Regions from separate parts of the Homo sapiens genome. Here all the other regions are linked to region 4. A link is an interaction called in ENCODE POLR2A ChIA-PET data of the cell type or tissue named here. Cell type or tissue: CD4-positive, alpha-beta T cell. All regions are shown on one strand.

The links. ChIA-PET counts read pairs that join two places held together with the same protein. Peaks named below come from ENCODE experiments on the same cell type or tissue, not always from the same donor. Only the 100,000 strongest peaks of a DNase experiment are listed, where the experiment ranks them.
Region 1: POLR2A ChIA-PET joins it to region 4 with 14 read pairs; 6 of 35 experiments call an interaction of 5 or more read pairs at or near these places.
Region 2: POLR2A ChIA-PET joins it to region 4 with 15 read pairs; 7 of 35 experiments call an interaction of 5 or more read pairs at or near these places.
Region 3: POLR2A ChIA-PET joins it to region 4 with 11 read pairs; 4 of 35 experiments call an interaction of 5 or more read pairs at or near these places.

Annotation. Positions count from the first base shown.
Region 1 is chr14:99,241,114-99,246,113 of GRCh38, forward strand. The region is part of intron 2 of BCL11B (BCL11 transcription factor B); the gene reads right to left. Among named protein-coding and RNA genes, the nearest start is that of BCL11B, 29 kb to the right of the region's middle. In CD4-positive, alpha-beta T cell, no CTCF peak of the experiment used is centred here; DNase peaks (open chromatin) are centred at 428, 2,518, 3,588, 4,818 and 3 weaker places; H3K4me3 peaks cover 5,000 bases; H3K27ac peaks cover 5,000 bases.
Region 2 is chr14:97,991,747-97,996,746 of GRCh38, forward strand. No RefSeq gene overlaps it. Among named protein-coding and RNA genes, the nearest start is that of LINC01550, 16 kb to the left of the region's middle. In CD4-positive, alpha-beta T cell, no CTCF peak of the experiment used is centred here; DNase peaks (open chromatin) are centred at 2,465, 2,705 and 4,035; H3K27ac peaks cover 3,939 bases.
Region 3 is chr14:98,016,012-98,021,011 of GRCh38, forward strand. No RefSeq gene overlaps it. Among named protein-coding and RNA genes, the nearest start is that of LINC01550, 40 kb to the left of the region's middle. In CD4-positive, alpha-beta T cell, no CTCF peak of the experiment used is centred here; a DNase peak (open chromatin) is centred at 2,830.
Region 4 is chr14:98,136,440-98,141,439 of GRCh38, forward strand. It overlaps LINC02295 (long intergenic non-protein coding RNA 2295), which reads left to right. Exons shown (of 3, transcript NR_184268.1): 2 at 2,554-2,871. The region is part of intron 1 of LOC105370655 (a long non-coding RNA gene); the gene reads right to left. Among named protein-coding and RNA genes, the nearest start is that of LINC02295, 3.0 kb to the left of the region's middle. In CD4-positive, alpha-beta T cell, CTCF peaks have their summits at 2,329 (motif pointing right) and 2,542; DNase peaks (open chromatin) are centred at 1,422 and 2,362; H3K4me3 peaks cover 3,372 bases; H3K27ac peaks cover 3,835 bases.

The DNA.
Region 1 (5,000 bases), 1.1 Mb after region 4:
ACAAGCCTCTTCTCCCTACAGGAGTGCCCAGTATTTATATGCCACTTACTTGGTTTTGAAACTGTTTTTTTATTATTTTTTTTAAATCTACAGCCTCTGTTTGGCTGTAATTACCCAGGAAGTTCTCTGCCCAGCACCCCATCATGAAATATACCCCAAAACAACATTGTAGATAAGAGCCCAGAGGCGGGGAGGCCTCCGGGGCCACTCTTACACATAAACAATCATAGTGTAGCCAGGATCCCAACGAGCTCCAATTCCAGATCGGGGCGAGAATCTAGCTGTAATCTCAGAGGAAGAAAGCAGCAAGCATCGCTCAGGAGGCCTCAGAGACTAAACAGACACAAAACCCAAAAGAAAAAGAAAAAAAAAAATCTTCGCACCACATCACCAAAATGGCAGAAAAATTAAGTCTTGGGGCTGAGACGAAGGGAACCTGACTCAGCTCCTCCGCCTCTGACAGCTGCCTCCTGCCCTTGGAGCGGCCAAGTGCAAACAAAAATGAGACCTTTCTTCTCTAAACCTGCTTGCTACGTGTCCCTGTGCTGTAGGGGGGACGATGTCGCTTTTTTCCCCCTTCCCTAAGTGCATTTTAATACCCTTATTCTACATCCTAATTTCTTTGAAAAAAACATCAGTGTCACTAAAAAAAACGTCACTCTGTTTTGCAAAATCCAGCAGCTTCCTTGGCAGCGAGAAAGGCTGGCTGGCATTATCCCCTCATTTGACAAAACTACTATTTCTGGGCATGTGGTCAAAAGCAGGTAGGAAGCAAATGCTGAGAAATAAGGAAGTAAAAACAGCCAACAGATTTTTCACTACCGAAGACGCCAAGCGTAAACATGATTTATTTAGCTGTGTTTAACGTGTCTGTCCTCCACTCGACTACAAGCCCACTTGGGTTTAAGGAAAGGGTGGGTAGAAGGGGACAGGAAAAGGGGAGTGGGGAGGACATCAGGGAGAGGGAGCAGGGGCAGGCGGCGCTGAAGGAAGACTTTCTGAGCGGTTCGGTTCAGAGTTTTAGGAGAACAAGAATCCTCTACCCCAAAATACATGCATGTGTCAAAAGAAGGCAGCACTAATCTGCTGGTTAATTAACGAGCTGCCACTAACAAAAGATGGAAGACCCAGTTCATACAGACAATATTTACATGGGCGTTGCATGATCTTGTCCCCCTGCTTCCCTACCTTTTCTCGCAAACCATGTGGGCTGGGTACAGCGACAGGCGGAGAGGCCCGTCAGGTTGGGAGGGTTACGAGTCCAGCCGTGGAGAGGGGAATATCACGGCCTTCCTTGCCCAGCCTTGCATGCCCACGTGGAATTTACTTAGATCTGTATTCAATTAAGAAGCACCAGACAGCTCCTGGCTCCAAGCCTGCACCATCGCAGACTCCAGGTATCTGCCGTTCCCCACTCCAGCCCCAGTGCCAGTGAACAGGGGCTGGGTCAAGGCCCCCATGGGGAAAGGAGAGGACCACACTCTCCCACCCCTACCCCACAACTCCAGCCCAAAGTCTTGGCCCAGCCAGGGTGAACAAACCAAATACATAAAGAAAGCTTCTGTATTTCCTAACTAACAAGACTAATCCAGAGGTTTTGGACCCTGCCAGAGGTTATTTTATGAAAAATCTAATTCAAGTAATCCAGCTTTTGCTGGAAAAAAGAAATCAAGACACTTCCAAAGAAAAGCAACAACCAAAAAGTAAAATGGAGCCCCAATAGGACACTTAGGCCCTCTGGCTTCCCTAGTGAAGGTACCATTTCATAGCAGACAGCTGTGTGCTCCATGGGGATAAGTGCCAATTTTTGTTAGCTCTGAGAGGCGGTGAGAATTTCCTCACTGGTCCGCTTTGAGTTCCTTCCTCACCGGCACCTAGCAAGCCTGTGCATTTAAAGACTGCTTGCTGTATGCATTCCTCCCTAATCCAAGTCTACATGTCCCCTGTCCAGCTCCTCTCCTTCTGGGGCCTGAGACCAAATATCAGGAAAAAATACCTTTTCTAGGGTATTCAGGTCAAGAGCAGCAGTGACACTATTCAGTATCAAGATTCTGAATCATGTGACAGTCCCAACAATAACAAGGAGCTGGGGTGGGGGAACACTCCTCTAAAATGAATGGGGAAGTGGGGGAGTTTCCTATTGGTATCAGGTTACTAAATTGAAAAACCAAGTGCCCCCCTCCCCACATAAACCTCCTCCCAAAGCCCCTAATTCTTCTTCCTTGCAGTAAAAAATTACACCCTCTAGAAGAGGCTATTTGATTCCTTTCCCTTTTGCAAATTAGTCACCCTGCCCCCACGGACTGAACAATAACAGTTCTCCATTTTTATGATGTCTTTGAAATCAGCAATTGCTTCACTCCTACCTATGGGTTTGTTTTCATATCTGGACAGGGACAGGGAAGTAAACAATTGGCTAGCCCCATTTTATAGATGAAGCAACTAACAGATGAACTGGTTTGCCCTGGGCTGTTTAGGAAGTCAATGCATTCGAGACTATCCGACACCACATGCCAACCTCTAGATTCTGCGGCTTTAACAACGACACGGCCCCTGACGCTCCAGCAACAACAAATATTATTGAACCTCTAAGCAGGACTCAGGTGCCACTCTGGAAGCACCCTTGTAGGAAATCCTATACAAAAATCTAGGCTTCTCAAAGCAATAAAATTGAAGATGCTTAACACAGCACCTCCGAAGGAGGCTTCTCCAGGATCCCTTTGGCTACCAATTGCACTGGTATTTCAACATGATCCAGCTGACAGAACCCCCCATTTCCAGGCAAATCTCCCACACATTGCTCCTAAAAAAAAAAAAAAAAAAAAAAAAAAAAAAAAAAGCAAGGAAAGTGCCCTACAGACACATGGCAGGGCTCGGAAGCACACACTGCAGGGCAGCCTACCCTGCCACTCAGGCGCAGAAAGTGTGCCCTGCAAAGACGCCAGAGCACCCTGGGGGCTACCAGTTCTCCTCGAGGAAGATCCTGAACAAGAGCCTTCCACCACACTGTCCAAGCCTTAGCCCAAACATACAGGGAGAAATCACGCGTAATTCTGATCACTGTTGAGCCGTCAAAATAAAGAAAAGGAAAATGAAAAGTCAGCCTCTCCCTCAGTGTACCAGCCAATACTTCAGCCAACCACAGGTTACCTGTCTTTCAAGCAAAACATGAACAATTACCCCCCCCTCACACACACACACACCCCTAGTCTCCAAAAATCCTAAAATGTACATCCCTTTAAATGAACTGCAGAGACCTAGGATGGGGCCCGTCAAACACACACACACATAATTAGCGTTTCATCTTTCTTTCTGTAAAGGAATCCGGTAACATAAATATTAATCAAACACGAGAATCTGCCAGTTCGTTTTGGACCATTATGAGTGCTGGACTGTGATCTTTACCCGTATTTACAGATATTCAAAGGCGGATTCTATCTTGTTAGACCCACTGTTATAAATGGACGTCTGAGAAATCAGCGAGCAAGTTCAGACAGATATGAAAACCTTCCTGTCCAGGACTGGCAGTAGCTTTGAGCTCCCAAGTGTTGAATTTGTTACCTTTTCCGGAGGGCTTGCAAAAAATAAATTGACAAATGCCTTCAGATTCCTCTACCAGAAAAGCTGGCTGCTCAAAGTTCGGGTTAGCTAAATCTGAGATTTTAAAATCAACTCTTACTCAAAACGCCATGACGGTGCCGTTTACACAATACTCGCCTTGAGAGCCCAGCAAGTGTAACATACTATTTCATATTATAAGTATATAGGTATACGCATATTTTTAATACTACCTTGACTCTTGTTATAGCAAATCAATTCTGCCTGGTTTAGATTTATTTCTGAAAAATGGAAAATAGAGATGTGGGTCCAATCCTAGCCTGGAAAAGCTGTCACAGTGAAGGTAAACTTTTAATCGGCTACAGGCGAACAGTATACAGTTTTATTTCCAGAGTAACAGCTTTGGGAAAATGTTTGAACATTTTCTTAAGAGCTTTGTGGTGGACAGGCTGGGCGTCCAACCACTGCTTTTCTGGGCCTTTAAGGGCCTGTTGAAGTGCTTTAAACAATTGGAGGCCAATTTTTAACACACAAAACTAGAGACTCCTAGCAAGGTGACGATTTGCATACAAATTCTTGTTGGAAGAGGTTATCCTAAGAGAAGTCAGGCTGAAAGGAGGACTGACATTAAATCCCTGTAATTCCAGGAGCTTCGGTGTCCCACTCCAGTGGAGGGTTCCATTCCCACACAATTGGGAAAACACTTTTGTCCTTGAGAAAAGCGGGCTTACTCTTCTCCCACTCGGAAAGAAACTAAGGTCCCCACGAAATCCCCACTTTGAGATGGGGCTGTTGCCCCTGGATGATCACATTTTTGTACAAGGGAACTCCCGGAGGCTCCTTCCGTCCCGGCCTCACCTGGATCCCGGGAACCGCCCGCTCTGTCCCGCCAAGGTGGGCTGAGGAAGACGGCGCCACTCATCAGGGCAATGGCGGCGGGCGGAAGAGGGATCCCCGTGCGCCCCCAGCACCCGGGACGAATGCCACCCCGGCGAAGCGACCCGACCGGCGCGCACGGTTTCGGGGAGGGGACCACTTCCACATTCCCCATGCCCGAGAAGGTCACCCACCCGGGAGAGCGCCCAAGGGCCAGAGAGGAGGCGACTGGTGGAGGAGGGGCGGCCCCGTGCGCACAAAGGGGCCCGGGGCCGGCAGGCTCCCCGCCCTTGACCTTGGGTCTCCGCCTCCATCCATCTCCGCCGGCTGCCAGGGAAGGGGGCTGGCCCGGGGCCAGAGGCGTGCTCGCTGGGCTGCTGCTGGGCTGGGGACCGACGGGGGCGGGGGGGAAAGGAGCCGGGAAAAAAGACTCCAGGGCTGCAGAGTGCTCCGAGGAAGCCTGCATTCCACCACCTTCAGGAGCCGGTCCCGAGGCGGCTCCGATTCACTGCATGCCCCCCGCCCCCCAAAGCAAAAGTTGCACGGATGCACGAGGGAAACCCCTT
Region 2 (5,000 bases), 140 kb before region 4:
CACTCTGCTAAATAGAGTCTTCCCCCCAAAATCCCTGCCATGCCTACTCCCAGAAGTTTACCTTTTCCATTCTAACCTTGCTCATTCTCTCAGTATCTGCTCTTTAAGGAAGTAATTTTCTTTTTAGGTATATATTTTTTCTTGCATCTGGACTTGATTCCCATGATACTTTTTGAGAATCTAAGGTGGCACTTACAGCCTTCAGCCTATTTTTAAACATGTAGTTTACTCTACTAAATTGCAGGTTTGCAGAGGGTAAAAATTGTGTCTTTTATATCTCTCTATCACCCCAAGGCACTGATAAAGCTGCATCCGTCATGATAAAGCAGTATGATGAGATCTTTTAACAGGTCATGCTGAAGTAACAAACAATCCTCAAATCTCAGGTGCTGACTACAACAAAGGTTTCTTGTTTGCTTGCATATATGTCAATCGTGGGTCAATGGGAGCTCTCCTCCTTGTGTCTCCTTTGTACTGAGATCTGGGCTGAATATGTACAGCTCCTCTCTGGCACTTGACCTTCTTGAGGCAGAAGGAAATGAGTTCATGGCAGAATGATGCAGTGGTCCTTAGATTCTCTTCTGGGGAGTGGCGTGTGTCACATGATGTGGTCAAACTTGGTACCACTGGGATGGGGAGAGCAGATGCTTTCCTGGGATGTTGCACCACACACCCCATAGCAACAGGCAGTGGTGTAGCATCATCCAGAGAAGGGCGGCAAAATATTTGAACACATTATTGCAGTTTACCACCCTTGTACATCAGAGGCTGTCAAGGAATGCTATGAAAATCAAGTCAATTTGCATCATTTTAAATAACCTTCTGAAACCCATAGTCAATGGCAGTCAGAATATTACTAAAAACATTATTTACTTAATTAGAAAATGTGCCCTTTGTGAAGAACTACCAGTGTGATTTCCCTTAGCTCTATGTATCAGAAGTAAGTGTTCTTTTACCCATTACCTATGAAACACTGTTCGTTATTTTACTGGCTACTAGGAAGCTCCTGCCTAAATAATGGCTCCCATTGGTGAATTACACAGGAATTTATGGAAACTTTTTCAGAATTGACCTTATGCCTGGCATTATTGTATTTTACTTCTACCCTTATTCACCCAGATGTAAGTTTACCACCTGTATTTTTCATAAACTATTAAAAAATACATGGATTATAAACAAATGAGCTTATCTTAGACATACCCTTTGAGACTGTTTGAAGCTTGTCTGCCCACTGGACTTTATTGTATTCTTGCTTAATGCTTTAGCTCTGCCTTTGAGGAATAAATGAAAACACATGTGGAAGACAAATCACTCCTTGTCCTTCCAAATATGCCATGAACTGCCTGATCAAAGGGAAATGAGAAAAGCCACTTTTCAAATGGGGCCCCAGGGGTCCCTGAACCAAACCAGTCTCTCTGGGGCCAGGAAGGACAGATCCCCAAATCTGCTCCAGTTCCCCAAGGTGCCTGCTGGACCCAGCACCTTTGCCCTCATCATCAATGAGAGGAAGCATCGATGTAATCCTTTATGCTTGGTGGGACTGTGGGAAATAATATCACAGACAAACACTGGACCCCCAGGAGGGGCCTTCTTCAGATGACAGGAAGGCAGACACAATTGCAAATACCTTGTGCCTGTGTCTTCTAAGACAAAACAGTTGGACTCTTTGGACACATGGCTGATCTTCTCTCCACACATAGGGTAAGAACAATTCTATTCCTTACCCCATGGCTACCAAAGTGATGGATTCCTAATGCTGGGCTGACTGTTTCATGCATCTTTATGAGTACCACGTGGGACTTCTCACTGAGTTTACGATGAAATGTGAATCCCTAAACTCGGATTTTGGGGCCTTCAGGAGCAGCTTCCTCATTCTCCATCTCTTGTGTTTCTAATTCCCTAAATTTTACATGCTCTTCCTTAAGTCCATTCCTTTGCAGTTAACTTTAAAAAATGATGATGATAGCAAAAATAACAATAATGATACTAATAATACAGTAAGCCCTAGCTGAGCTATAGTCATCCTTTCCACTCAACTGAACACATCTTTAGAGAGTCTTCTCTTTCATCATCAGATGTGTTAGGCAACCTACTTTGTGACCTCAGCTGATGCCTCTATATATTGTAATACTGTGTTTTATCAACTTGTCTATGATTCCTTGAGGCCAACCAAAGGCGATGTTCAAGCTCTTCTTTCCATCCCTAGCCACTAGCTCAGTATCAGGTGTTTAGGAGATGCAGAATGAATGTTTGCCAAATTAATATGCACATAAGTTAAATAGGACCCCAGTCGGTTATATGGGTTTAGTGAGTCACAAAGAAGAAAGTGGTGTGGGGACGGTTGGAGGGAACAGAACAGGAAGAAATAATACCTCCTTGAATCAACAGTGTCTACATCACCTCAGGTGAAAGGTGAGAGAGAGAGGCAGGCACTTCCTTCTTTAGAAGGATCAGAGGGAGCAGGAGGCTGAGAATGTGACCATTCACCCCACTGAATTAGACCTAGGGATGGTGACATGCCCGGCAGAAACTCCTGTGTGGGGCCAAGTCATCTTGGCCATGCAGGCAAAGACATGGTGAAGCAAGAATCTCTGTGGGAACATTTTGTAAAGAAGAGGCCATCGAGGATGTGGGGTTTTACAAACAACCTTCATCATTATGAGAACCGTTACCACTGTTACTACAGGAAACTGTGCACACAGTAAAAATGAGATGGCAAGCACAGGCTCTGTTGCAGAAGAAGAAATGGAGTACATTTCCTGATAGTAGAGTAAGAAAGAAAAAAAAAATTCTGAGCCACTATGACGCTGCCTAGTAAAACATAGTGAGAGACTCCTGTGTAATTTTAAATGTTCTGTTAGCCACATTTTAAAAAAATGTAAAATTAAACAGGTGAAATGAAGTTTAATGATGTATTTGACTTAACCCAATTCATTCAAAATATTATTTCAATCAGCAAACCACACAAAATTATCAATGAGACATTTTACTTTTTTATGGTATACTGAGTATGAGAACTTGAGTTTGTTTTCCACCCACAGCATATCTCAATTCAGGCTGGCCACAGTTCCAGTGCTCCATAGCATAGTGTGTTGGTCACTCTGTCCTGGAGGGCATAGGACGCTGAGCACTGTCTTTACATGGTCCCTGTATCTAGTGTGTAACTGACTTTGAGGAAATATGGACAAGGGCTTTTAATGACAAGAGGCAGACCTTGAGGTGGGCCACATGTCACAGATGTCACAGCCAAAAGACTTCTACTTTGGTGGTCCCAAGGCCAGCATAAGAGGTGCTGTGAGATCATAGAGGAGCCCCTTCCCTTCTTGATGAATGGTCTGCATCAACACCTACAAAATAATAGTTTGGACCAGATGATGATAGTCTCTTAAAAGTATCTGCATGCATCATCTCCAACCCGCACCACCACTCCAGAGCTAGAAGTCAGACTCAACATTCACACTGGCCCTCATATGTTGGGTATGACATTGAAGGTCACATTCACAACAAGCCACAGAGCCAAGATGGGAGCCTACACCTGTGAGTCAATTCACTGGCTTGTGGCAAATAGTTAAGGGCACTTTGCTTGTTATTCTAGGAAAAGATATTGGAACTCTGAATTGTGCGTATGCATAACAGATTTGATTTGCTCAATTGATATGAATGACTACATCACCAGGTAGATGACCTCTGTTCTGTGGTACCTCCTGCCTTCTCAATTAAAAACTTTGCAGGCTGCCTTTCATCTTACTTAGGTTGAAACAGAAGCACATTTCAAACGTAGTTTATTTCTTCCACCTCTTTCTTATACTCCGGTTGGTTTGGGCTCTTGAGCATTCATAGAGACAGCTCCCTGTCATTTTCTTCACATTTTCCAAAAAGAGGAAATGGGGAAAAATATCAAAACACCAGACAGGTTGTTATTGCAGCATCAGAAATCTCAGTGGGAGCTTTGTTAAGTCACTGTCCTCCACCAGGAAGCAGGAGTACACCTCTAAGGCATTCTGAAGCTACCCAGACATTCAGCCCATCCTCCCTCTCTCTACTCCACCCCAGGCAGATCATAAACACTTCTCCTGCCAGCCTTGGCCTGCTGATGTCAAGAAAAGCCCATGCACCAGGTCCTGTCCCAGTGCAGGACTGGGAAGAATAGCTTCAAGCATGGGCTCGCCTCCCACACTGATCTGGTTCAAGTCCCAGTTTCTCATGTAGCATGTGGCTCTGGGAACATCTCTTATCCTATCTTCCTGTCACGTTCCTCACCATAAAAGTATATTACTAATAATACCTCTTCCCAGGGGCTACTGCCCCTGAAACAGTGCAAGTTAGTGTCTAGCATGTGCTGGCACATGGGAAATGCTCATGAAAGCTCGCTAAAGACCATGTCCATTGTCATAACAACAATAGGGATTCAGTGAGCGCCCTGAGGTAGACCTTGAAGCCATATGAAAATACTTATCACATCCTCCCCGGAAGAGCCAACTTATACATTTTGAAAGAAGTGCTTATTTTACTGAAAATGCCATCAGAAGATACAGAAATGTTTTTCATTAAACACTGTGTAGCAAAAGGCTATAAAACCTTCCTTTGAACCTGTTCTCCTCACCCCATGTTTCCTGCCCTGGTGTTAACTTCTCTTCAGCATTCTTTCCTTTTCCAATGGCTTCTGCAAGCTCCCCATCTGCTCAGGCTGACAGCTTGGTCCCCACTCAGAATCACACAATTCCAGCCAATGTCACCCCACCTTCAGGAAGCTGTGGACACCATCCAGGCCTATGCTAACATGACACGCCAAGCATCTTATTGTGATTATGAATATATAATTCCTGACCTCAAAAAATTGAGTGTCTAGAGGAGAAGACAGACACGTAAAGAGGTGAGTACCTGGGAGAGAGGAAAAGGTTTTTGGAAGCATGCATCATAAACCCGAATAAGGCATGGCTTTTGGAGCCCAAAGGTATCAAAGAGAGCTTGATAGAGCTATCCCAACCATCGACTGAGAG
Region 3 (5,000 bases), 120 kb before region 4:
CATTTACTTAATCTCTCCTATGTGACCGACTCAGCTGAGACTACAGGTGCACACTACCACACCAGGAAACCTTTTTCTTTTATTTTTTTAGATGTGGCCTTGCTATGTTGTGTAGGCTGCTCTTGAACTCCTGGCCTCAAGTAATCCTCCCACCTCAGCTTCCTGTCAAGTTTCACTATTAAAGGTCATTTTTTCCATTAGAACCAATGCTTCATGAGGTTCCTATGAGATCGCATATCTGTAGTGTAACTGACAAGACCCTCATCTGCAAAAAGATGTCTTGTATATAGAGGGCCTTTTTCTATTCTTATCACTTCTGAGCTGCAGAAGGTCTCCTAAAGATCAATAGATGAATATGCAACCAATTCGGACTTTAAGGCATTTTACCTGATCTTAGACAATTGCTTTTTTTTTTTTTTTTAGAATTGAAGAAACTGAGGTCCATAGCAGGAAAGAAAAGTGACCTACCTAAGATCAGGGCCAGGGCTAGGACCAAAGCCCATGCTCTTAACTCCCAGTCCTCTCCCCACTTTCCCACCTGTCCAGGCTTGCCCAGGCACCTACCAGTCAGTGCTCTTCCTCGTGCAATTCACTAAGCCTCCATTTTCTTCCCTGATTGCTTTTTTAAAATCCATCCAATTCCAAGATGTCTAAAATAGTTGCATCTAGCTTCATCTGGGTTTAGCTCAGAATGTTTATATAATCTTTTTCCTGGTCATAGAATCCCAATAAGTTATTGTTACACCCAAGAGGGCAAAGGCCAACCAGACACAGCAACCTAAAATTCTTCCCCCATAGGCTTTGTAGGAAGATGGGAAAGTAGTTGTGCACATAGCTGGTCCCAGCCTGACTTGATTCAGTTCAGCCACCCACCACCACCCCCTCAATAAAAGAAGAAAGAGAAAGAGATAGAAAGAGAGAGAGAGAAAGAAGAAAGAAGAAAGAAAGAAAGAAAGAAAGAAAGAAAGAAAGAAAGAAAGAAAGAAAGAAAGAAAGAAAGAAAGAAAGAGAGAGAGAGAAGGAAGGAAGGAAGGCGGGGAAGGGAGGGGAGGGAGCGAGGGAGGGAGGAAGGAAGGAAAGGAAGGAAAAGGAAAGGAAAGGGAAAAAGAGGAGAGAATGCGAAAGTGTTCTTGTAGCAGGATCTGGCCACAGGTCACCCAGCCCTACCTTTTCCTCATGAAGCTATGCTTTAATAGGGGCTGTACATTTACAGATGGATGGGCAGTCTGGTCCCTGCGCCTCGCATGCTGATGCTGAGTGTTCTGGGAGTGGCCGGTGCTCCACCTCTGAGAGCAGCTTGACTCCTCCGGATCCCCCACTCAAGCCCAGGAGGAGACATGGAGAGTACTCTGGGCTGTGATCTCTTGGTTTTCAATTGCAGGATTCCTGTCGAGGTCTCAGCACTGGGGCATTTCTCCAAAGCCTTATGTACTTACAAGTCTTTCTTCCCCTCTTAATTTGCCTGGAGCCAGGCTTTCATCTTGACTCTTAGCCAAGAGGCACCTGCTGAAATATTCATCAGCAGAAATTGTGCTATGGGTGCTCTTTCCTATTTGTCCAGTTCTATGTCATTAGAATAAGGGCGAGGTGAATGGAAATGGAGTTTGACACCAGAGAGTAAAATTCACTCAGAACTCCAGGTAAGCGGCAATTAACCCTTTTCTGCGTAGGAGGCTAAGTACTTACAACAGACCTTTGCAGCCATTCATGCACTTGTTCTTGGATCAGCAATTCCTGACATCTATTCATTCTTTCAGTACACTTTATTGAGCCCCTACTGTGTGTGAGACCCAGTGCTCGACCCTGGGCATAGCCAGATGCATATAATTGTGTCCCTGCTCACCAAACCTCATAGTCCAAAGAGAGAAAACAGAGAAACATACAGATAACTGTAACATAGGGCAAGTGTAGTTATGAAGTTAGGTATAGGAGAGCATAGAGCACAGCTCAGATTTAGAGAAGGAAAGGGTGATAAACACAATTTTCTGAAAGCAAAGAACCCTAAGCCAATTCTTTAAGGCTATATATATTTTTCAATTAGAGGGAAACTGAGTGGCAGGGTGGAATTTTGTAGAGGGTGCCAAGAAGAGGAAATGGACCTCCAGACAGAGTCAACAGCAACAGCAATGGCAGAGATGCAAAGAGAAATGACATTATGCATGTAACTCTGAGCAATCCTGGGATACTGGAGAAGAAAATGTTATTAAAGGTGTGAGATCTGGCAAGGAAGTGGCCAAAGTCAGATCAGGGGTCTTGTCTGTATGTCAGGGAGCTTGGTCTTAGTTTTTTCTGTCTTAGAGGAGCAGAGCATATAGTTGAAGAGTTCAAGCTGTAGGAGGGTTAGGATATGTTTTGGACATATTACTCAAGCTTTGGTGGAGTGATAAATTGTTAACAGAAAACAAGTTAGGAGGCTGTTAAAATAGGCAGAAGATAACAAGGGTGTGAGTTGGGGTAGTGGGAATGGACTGGAGGACAGAGATTCAAGAACACTAGACAGGACTTTCTCATTTTTGTGCAAGAATCATTTACTGAACAACTTTTATTAGTCAGTTTTTACTCTAGATAATAGTGGGAAATACCAAAATCAGTGTCAGAGTCTATTTTCCTTTACACAATTTGAACTCAAATTAAAGGAGTTCTATTAATATTTAACCAAAGGCAAGGGGGAGGGTGGGGAGCAGAGAAGGGGTCCTTGTGAGTTTCATAGAGCGGGCTTCATGTTTCTAAAACAGGATGCAGTCTGCACCCAGCCCTCATATTACATTTGTGGTTTGGATTGGGCTGGTAAGGATTGCACCGGCTTTTCAAATCTCTGGTGATGAAGGCTTGACTGAATCAACTCAGACCACAGCAAAGGCTCTGCACATCCCAGGCAGAGCTGGTTGTCTCTTTTCATATTCCTAGCCCCACAGAAGAATGCCAGCTATCAGCCCAGGCAGCAACTTAACAAAGCAAATCCCTGGTTGCTATCAACTCCACAATGTTGGTATTTATAAAGGAGGATTTTTTTTTAACTTTTTGTCTCTAACATAGAATTATATAGGGCCCTATTGCCAGTGCGCCCCATAGGCAGTCCCAATTTTTGTGTGTGTGCCCATGTTGACATAAAAGCGCATCTGAATTTTACTTGGAGTTAAAACACTGTGAGTGCTCCTGGCTGAATACAGTGGGACCGCGATATTGTACTGTGAAAACAAGAGCTTGAAAATTACTTCTGCAAAATTGAACTCTTTCCCTCTATGTATATGTATATGTGTGTGTATGTATATGCATATATAGGTATATGATAGCTGCATACACAATGATAACTGAGAAGAGAAAGTAAATCATTTGCATTTTGAGGCAAGTTTTTCTTCTATTGCTGTTATTAATTCACAGTGTTCAAATCTCTATGACCCAGTTTCCTCATCTGTAAAATGAGGATAATTATATTTATGAATAAAACACTAGGAGCTCTTTGGATGAAAGAGAATTCATGATTGGGAGAAAGCAATTTTATGACAAACTACAAAAACTGCATTCGCTGGGCACCCAGGCACTTGTTCTTCCTGGAGCCAGACTGTTTCACTGGAAGCTGATGGATAAAAAATATTGATATACACGCTAAAGCTCTACTGAAATGCAAATGGAAGTCACTGTAGAATGATAGATTTTAAGATATGTTGACATGGCTGTTTGCTTGTGGAATTCTTACCAGCCCAGTCCCAACCAGAAATCTCATAATATACCATGGTTGGTTGAAATACTGTTCCTGAACTGTGCCACTTTGCTTTCTGACTGTCTGGTCATGATTGGTGGTGTCAAACCAGATATGTGTCCATCCTGCTGCTTCTCCTCAAGGCAGAAGCTACAGTTTTTTAATAAAAAGCTTCTGTGACCGGGGTTCTGGGGCTTCCAGGATTGCCTACAGTCTTCTTACTGTGTCTTCAGTATTCAAGCCCTTTGTTGCATGAGTTTTCCATTGCTGTAATAAATGACCATAAACAGTGGCTTCAAACAACACAAATTTATTATCTCACGGTTTCTGTGGGTCAGGAGTAGGCACAGCTTAGCCGATTTCTTTGCTCAGAGACTCAGCTGGTGGTAGTCAAGGTATCAACCAGCAGGAAAATCTCTCTCTTCAAGTTTATATAATGTAACCCAATCAAAGAAGTGGCTGCTTCATCACATTCACAGGCCTTGTCCACAGCCAAGAGGAAGAGATCAGAGGTTCTGTTCACCGGCGGGGTAGGACTCTTGGAATTCTTCCACGCTTGTCATTCCTGGTGTCTCCTGTGTGCACATGCTGCGTATCCTCTTCTGTCAGGTCCAGGGTCTGGACACATTTTAAAGCAGAGATGATTTTGGCCTGGGTTTTGAAGGAAGAGTAGGAGTTAAAGTTGAAAAGGGAAAGGAGACCATTCAGACACGGCGAGTGAGATGACTTGGTCGAGGTTTGATAATCATAATGCCAGCTGTGCTTGGATGTATGTCTTCTGCTGGGGACTTGGAAAGTAGTTATTAGACCCTTTATTTTTGATATGTCATGTATATGGGGCTAGTCACACCTGAAGACCTAAATCTTTCAATGTAGATAGCAAAGGATGATTGAAGGAAAAAAGTGAAACAGCTTTCTTCCACTACTCTGGCACAATAAGAATAAACATGTATTTAGAACTGCAATCTTTCCTTCATGCTTTGTCATAGATGCACGTTAACGAATAGGCTTGAAAAAAAATGCAGATTCCTGAGTCCCATGTCTAAAAATACTGATTGAACAGGACAAATGTGATAGCCAGGAATCTGCTTGAAACAAACCTCACGGGTATTTCTAATGCAAATGTCCAAGGGCACGTCTCCCCCAAGGTAGAGGCTACAGGCTTTTAATAAAAAAGCTTCTGTGGGCTGGGTGCGGTGGCTCACACCTGTAATCCCAGCACTTTGGGAGGCCGAAGTGGGCGGATCACAAGGTCAGGAGATCGAGACCATCCTGGCTAACATGGTGAAACCCCGTCTCT
Region 4 (5,000 bases):
GATAGTCTTGGATTTGAAGCTGGGCAAGATTTTTAACATTTTAGATAAAGCAAGCAGGGAAATGATTTGTGAGTATAGCTCTGTGTTTAAGCACAGGGAGAGGGAGGTGTTTTCTGCTTCACCGCATGACTCCCCTTCCATACACCCACATGTGCATGCAGGCACACACATGTATACACACAGGTGCATGCATCCATACACACAGACCCACACATGTACACATACAGGCCCACACACACCCATAGATAGACACACACACTCCCAGGTACACATGCAGGTGCACACACCCATGCACACACAGGCATACACAGGTACACACACAGACACACACTCTCTCTCCCACAGCTTTCTAGACAAAGGCTCTGCCATCAGACTTTCGTACCCTGGCCTCCTGGTTTTATGAACAAATAATTCCTTTTTTTGCAAAGCAGAATTCCCCGCCCCCATTATAAACTCCCACCATTCAAATCTATAATTGGGGGAGTAACAGAGCTGTGGCCGACTTATCTTTTTAAATGCACCGACCCTGGACGAGCCATCCTAAAAATGTGTAATTATAAATAAACCTTCACCTATGTCAGCTGGCAGGGTTTTTAATTACTGCACTTGATGTCAATCAAGGCCAGCTCTGGGTATGCATGTTAGGGGGCAATTTCAGAGGAATTTTGCGGACATAAGCTGTTTGCCTTATTCTATTATCTGCATTTAAAAGGGGAGAGGAGGAGATAAGGCGACAGCCAGGAGGGGAGAGAGAAAGAGCAGCTCATGGAAAGAAAATGGTGGGGGAGGCATTTTACCGAGGCTGCAGCATCCTGCTGGGGCTGGGGAGGGCAGATACTGGACATCTCTCCTAACCCAGGGCCCCACACTGCTGGCCCCCTCTTTGTCTCCCAACCCTTTCTTGCAGGAAGATAAGGAGGGAGATGGGAGTGAGGTGTATATTTGCTGATGGAAGGGGGTGGAGGGGGCCCCTGCTAATCATGTGGGGACAAGGCGGGGATGAGGGTGGGGGTAGGATGAGGGTGGGGGTAGGATGAGGCAGGGAAGGAGAAGATCAGGAAGAGCAAGAAGTGTTGGGGGGAAGCGCTAAAAGGAAAAAAAATCAATTGATGCATATTCACTTTCTCCTCCACTGCGGATTCTATCCGAAGGAAACACTGAACTTTGTAGTGTTAGCAGCAGCTGAAATTTAGAATTATTGTTTCCTTCTAACAGAAGACTCATTTTCCACGGCCGCATTTGCAGCATAATAAGCTTTTTGTTATTTTTTCAATTAGAGTCAATTGACCTAACAAAATGCTTGGCAATTAAGTGATTTTTGTAATGGTCCGGGGGTAATTTAGTCGAGCTTGTCAGCTGTGTTTCATGAAGCCAGGCTGTCTTTTTTTTTTCCCCACTGCCTCTCTCTCTCTCCCTCTCTCTCCCTCTCTCTCTCTCTCTCTCTCTCTCCTCTCTCTCGAGCATAATGGCTCATAATTTCGAAATCTTTTCCTTCTGTTTCCCTCACAATAATTCGCAATTACAGGAAGTTGTTGGAGGTGATTTTTTTTTCTACCTTGCCTTTTGAGTCAGTAATTTTAAATAAAATGTACATACTTATAAAAAGGCAGCTATTACTGAAATCACTTTTTGTGTAAACTCAATTATTTCATGAATAGTGACACCAGCTTATACTGGGTCCCACTCCTGAAGGCTGAGGCATTATTATCTTCAGGGTAAAAGGTTTGGAACATTCAGAACACTCTTTCCAAATCAAACCAGCATTCAATAAGGTAAACACGACTTCAGGAGAGCAGGAGGCGGCTGGGTTACCTGGCCATGAAAAATGGCAACCTCCGGGCAGCCCTCATCTCTGTTTCCTCCCCTGGGCAAGGACTGGACTTTGGCTTCTCATCCTCTGATTTATGAGGAAATTCCTCATTTGCCTAATTGATTCATTTTCTTAAGACGACATCTGGAGTTACATTTTCTTTTAAAAGGCTGCAGTTAGAGCTGATGACTAGCTCAGATGTTCCTTCATTGTGTTACTATCTGTTTATACCTATCTTAAAAATATATAATATTCTGCACGTATCTGCATACGTGCATACATACAGAAATAGCAGAAAGACGTGCTGGTGTTTTTTCAGACAAATTCGCCTAGGAGGTAATGTGAGTCGTTATCAGGATTCATCTTTAACCTTTAGGAGGCTCATGTACATTTTCACATTGCCTTATGTGTTTGAAAATGATCTCTGCCTTCTACTCCTGAGTTACAATCCCTGGTTGACTTTAGTTGCCCCCACTGTGAAAAACAACTTAGCAGTAGCCCACTTCGTTCCTTGGTAAAAATCTCCCCAGTAGGGGGCAGTAGAAGAGCAAGCCAGCGGAACCCCATTTCGGCTGGCCCTTTAACAGGGCCAAGACTTCCCCGCTCTGGGAGGCCCATCCCCTCTTGGCTCCCGTTGGAACGCAGAGTTGGAAAGATCCATTAGTACAGAACACTGGTTTTGAATTGGTCTCCCAATTCTGTCTGGATAACATCTAATCAAATGCTCCTCCCTCTCCTTTTAGGTTTTATATCTTTTCAAAGTGATTCATTGAAAGCTGTGGCTGTTGTCAGCTGGGTGCTGGGAGCACTGAACAAATTCCCTGCCTAGGTTGTGTAGACAACGTGGGGAATGGGAGACCCTTGGGATCCTGATGGTCTCGCCAGGCCTACTGAGACAAGTGTCCAGTGCCATCGGACCTGTGCTCATGCAGTTACTTACTACCATGTGAATCTGACCATCAAAATTCTTCCTACATTTCAATTCCCCCAACTCTAAAATGAGGAGGTTGGGCTTGATACCATCTCAGAACTCTTCCAGCTATAAACTGCAAACCAATCAGGTATTAATTAATTCATTCATCCACTCTTTACAAGATGCACCCTGATCTGCAGAAGACATTCCTGTGTATAACAGAGTCATCATATTCTTGGGTTTGATTTGTTCTTTTTTAAAATATGGAATTTTTGTTTAATTCCAAATGGTTTTCTTTATTCTTTTTGTTGTTGTACAATTTACCCTCAACCAAAGAAAGAATAACGATAATTTGGAGAGTTAAACTTATTTCATAGCTTTAAATAGGTGTGTGATTTCCACAGTGACTGACGTCTTACCTGTATTTTGAGATATTTGGAAATCTTTACCTGTTTCCCCAGTGGTCATGGACAGCCTTGGGCTTGACTTGGTTTAGATTCTCAGACACTGTGGTTTGGACTGGGCTGGGGCTGGGCCCAGCCTCTCAAGGCTTTGATTAATCCACTGCACCTCTCATTTTCCTGACTATAAAAGAGAAGCTACAGTTCTGAATAAGCATCTTGCAGAAGAAAGAAGCCAAAGCAGAAAGTATTAAACTTTCATCCAGCACCATAGGAGAGATGTAGTTATTAAATTTCAGCTGCTTATCAAACTGATATGAAAGTCATTTTGCATGATTGCTTTGCATCCTCAAATCTTCTGCTTTTATTTGCAATGCATCTCCGTGCTTTCTTATTAGAAAAATACTCAAAGGATAAAAAAGCTGATAATATTATTCGGTTTTGACAATTAGGTAGAAAAAGCATTCAAAGAAGTGCTTTTTTATTGCAGCTGGTAATACTATTGGAGGTCCTCCTGATAGCAGTCTATACTGATGCTACCCAAGGTGACACTGGTTTTATCTTTTAATTGCCGTGTACTGGTTATACTGGATCTGGGCAAGGGAGGCTATTTCTAATCTTTGCATTGGGACATAGGACTCTAGCTTATATGACAGGTTCAGCTTATCCTGAACCTCTTGCATTTGCTCACTCTTGACTTTATGTTGTGTCCACTGCTCTCACTTGTATTGGGCCTAGGATGAGGACTTTTGCTGACTATTCAACACACCTTTGTTGAATATTTACTGTGTGTTGGGAAATGCCTTAAGACCCAGAGATGTAGCTTCAAGCCATAGACCACCTACAATTGAATTTTATCTCCCCTTTTTCAATTAAATCATCAGAGTTCACTTTTAAATTATATGCACATATAAAATTCTAAATTATGTATACATTTATGCACATAAAGATATATGATTTTTTTCATCATTTCACTATCTTTTCGTGGTCCACAGAATGCAAAAATGATTATTTTGACTTATTTGCCAGTTCTATGGACCTTATTTTACTTTAGCCTTTTAAATAGCTCTATGAGGTAGAGACTCATTTTCTTTTGACAACAGAGGAAAGTGAAGCTTAGTGGGGTAAAGAGACTTGTTCAGGATCATACAGGTGGTATATGACATCTATGTGATTCAAGTCACGTCTGTGAGACTATAAAGCAGTGCTATCTTTTGGCCTTAGCCTACTGCCAGCATCTCCGTTAGCATCTCTCACCAATAGTCGTCAATGCCCTTTATTTCCATGTGTTCAGATTCTAGCAAAGTAGGGAGAGACCTCAGCACAACGGGCATCATCACCCAGTAATAGACATGAGCACCAAGGCTTTGGGAGCTGAGACAGAGGAGTAGGCGCCCCATGCACCAATATCTCTAAGCCCCATACTTTCTGCTTTTTTGCAAGGAAATGGAGATTGCTTACCACAACCATTAGACTGCTGCTGACAACAAGGGAGATGCAGCCACTGAAATCTAATTCTGGAGAGCTAAAGGGACTCTTGTCGGAAGAGGGAAGTGGTAGCTGTGCCCCGTGGAAATAGCTCAAACTGAAAGTCAAGGAAGATCCTAATTAATTTAACAATAATTTGTTGAGGTCCCACCATGAGCCAGACCTGGTTCTTGGTGCTTGGGATAGCAGGGAAACACATGAAGGCAAAGATGCTTGCAACGGTGGAACCTACGTTGTAACTGGGGAGTCAGACTAAACAGCAAGCCACAGCACAACATGTCAGAAGACAGTGTGCTATGGAAAAAATAAAAGTAAAGCTGGGTCAGGCAGAAATGGGGAGCAGTTTCAGTTTTCATATTAAATACCCTGATCAGGAATGTGAGATCTA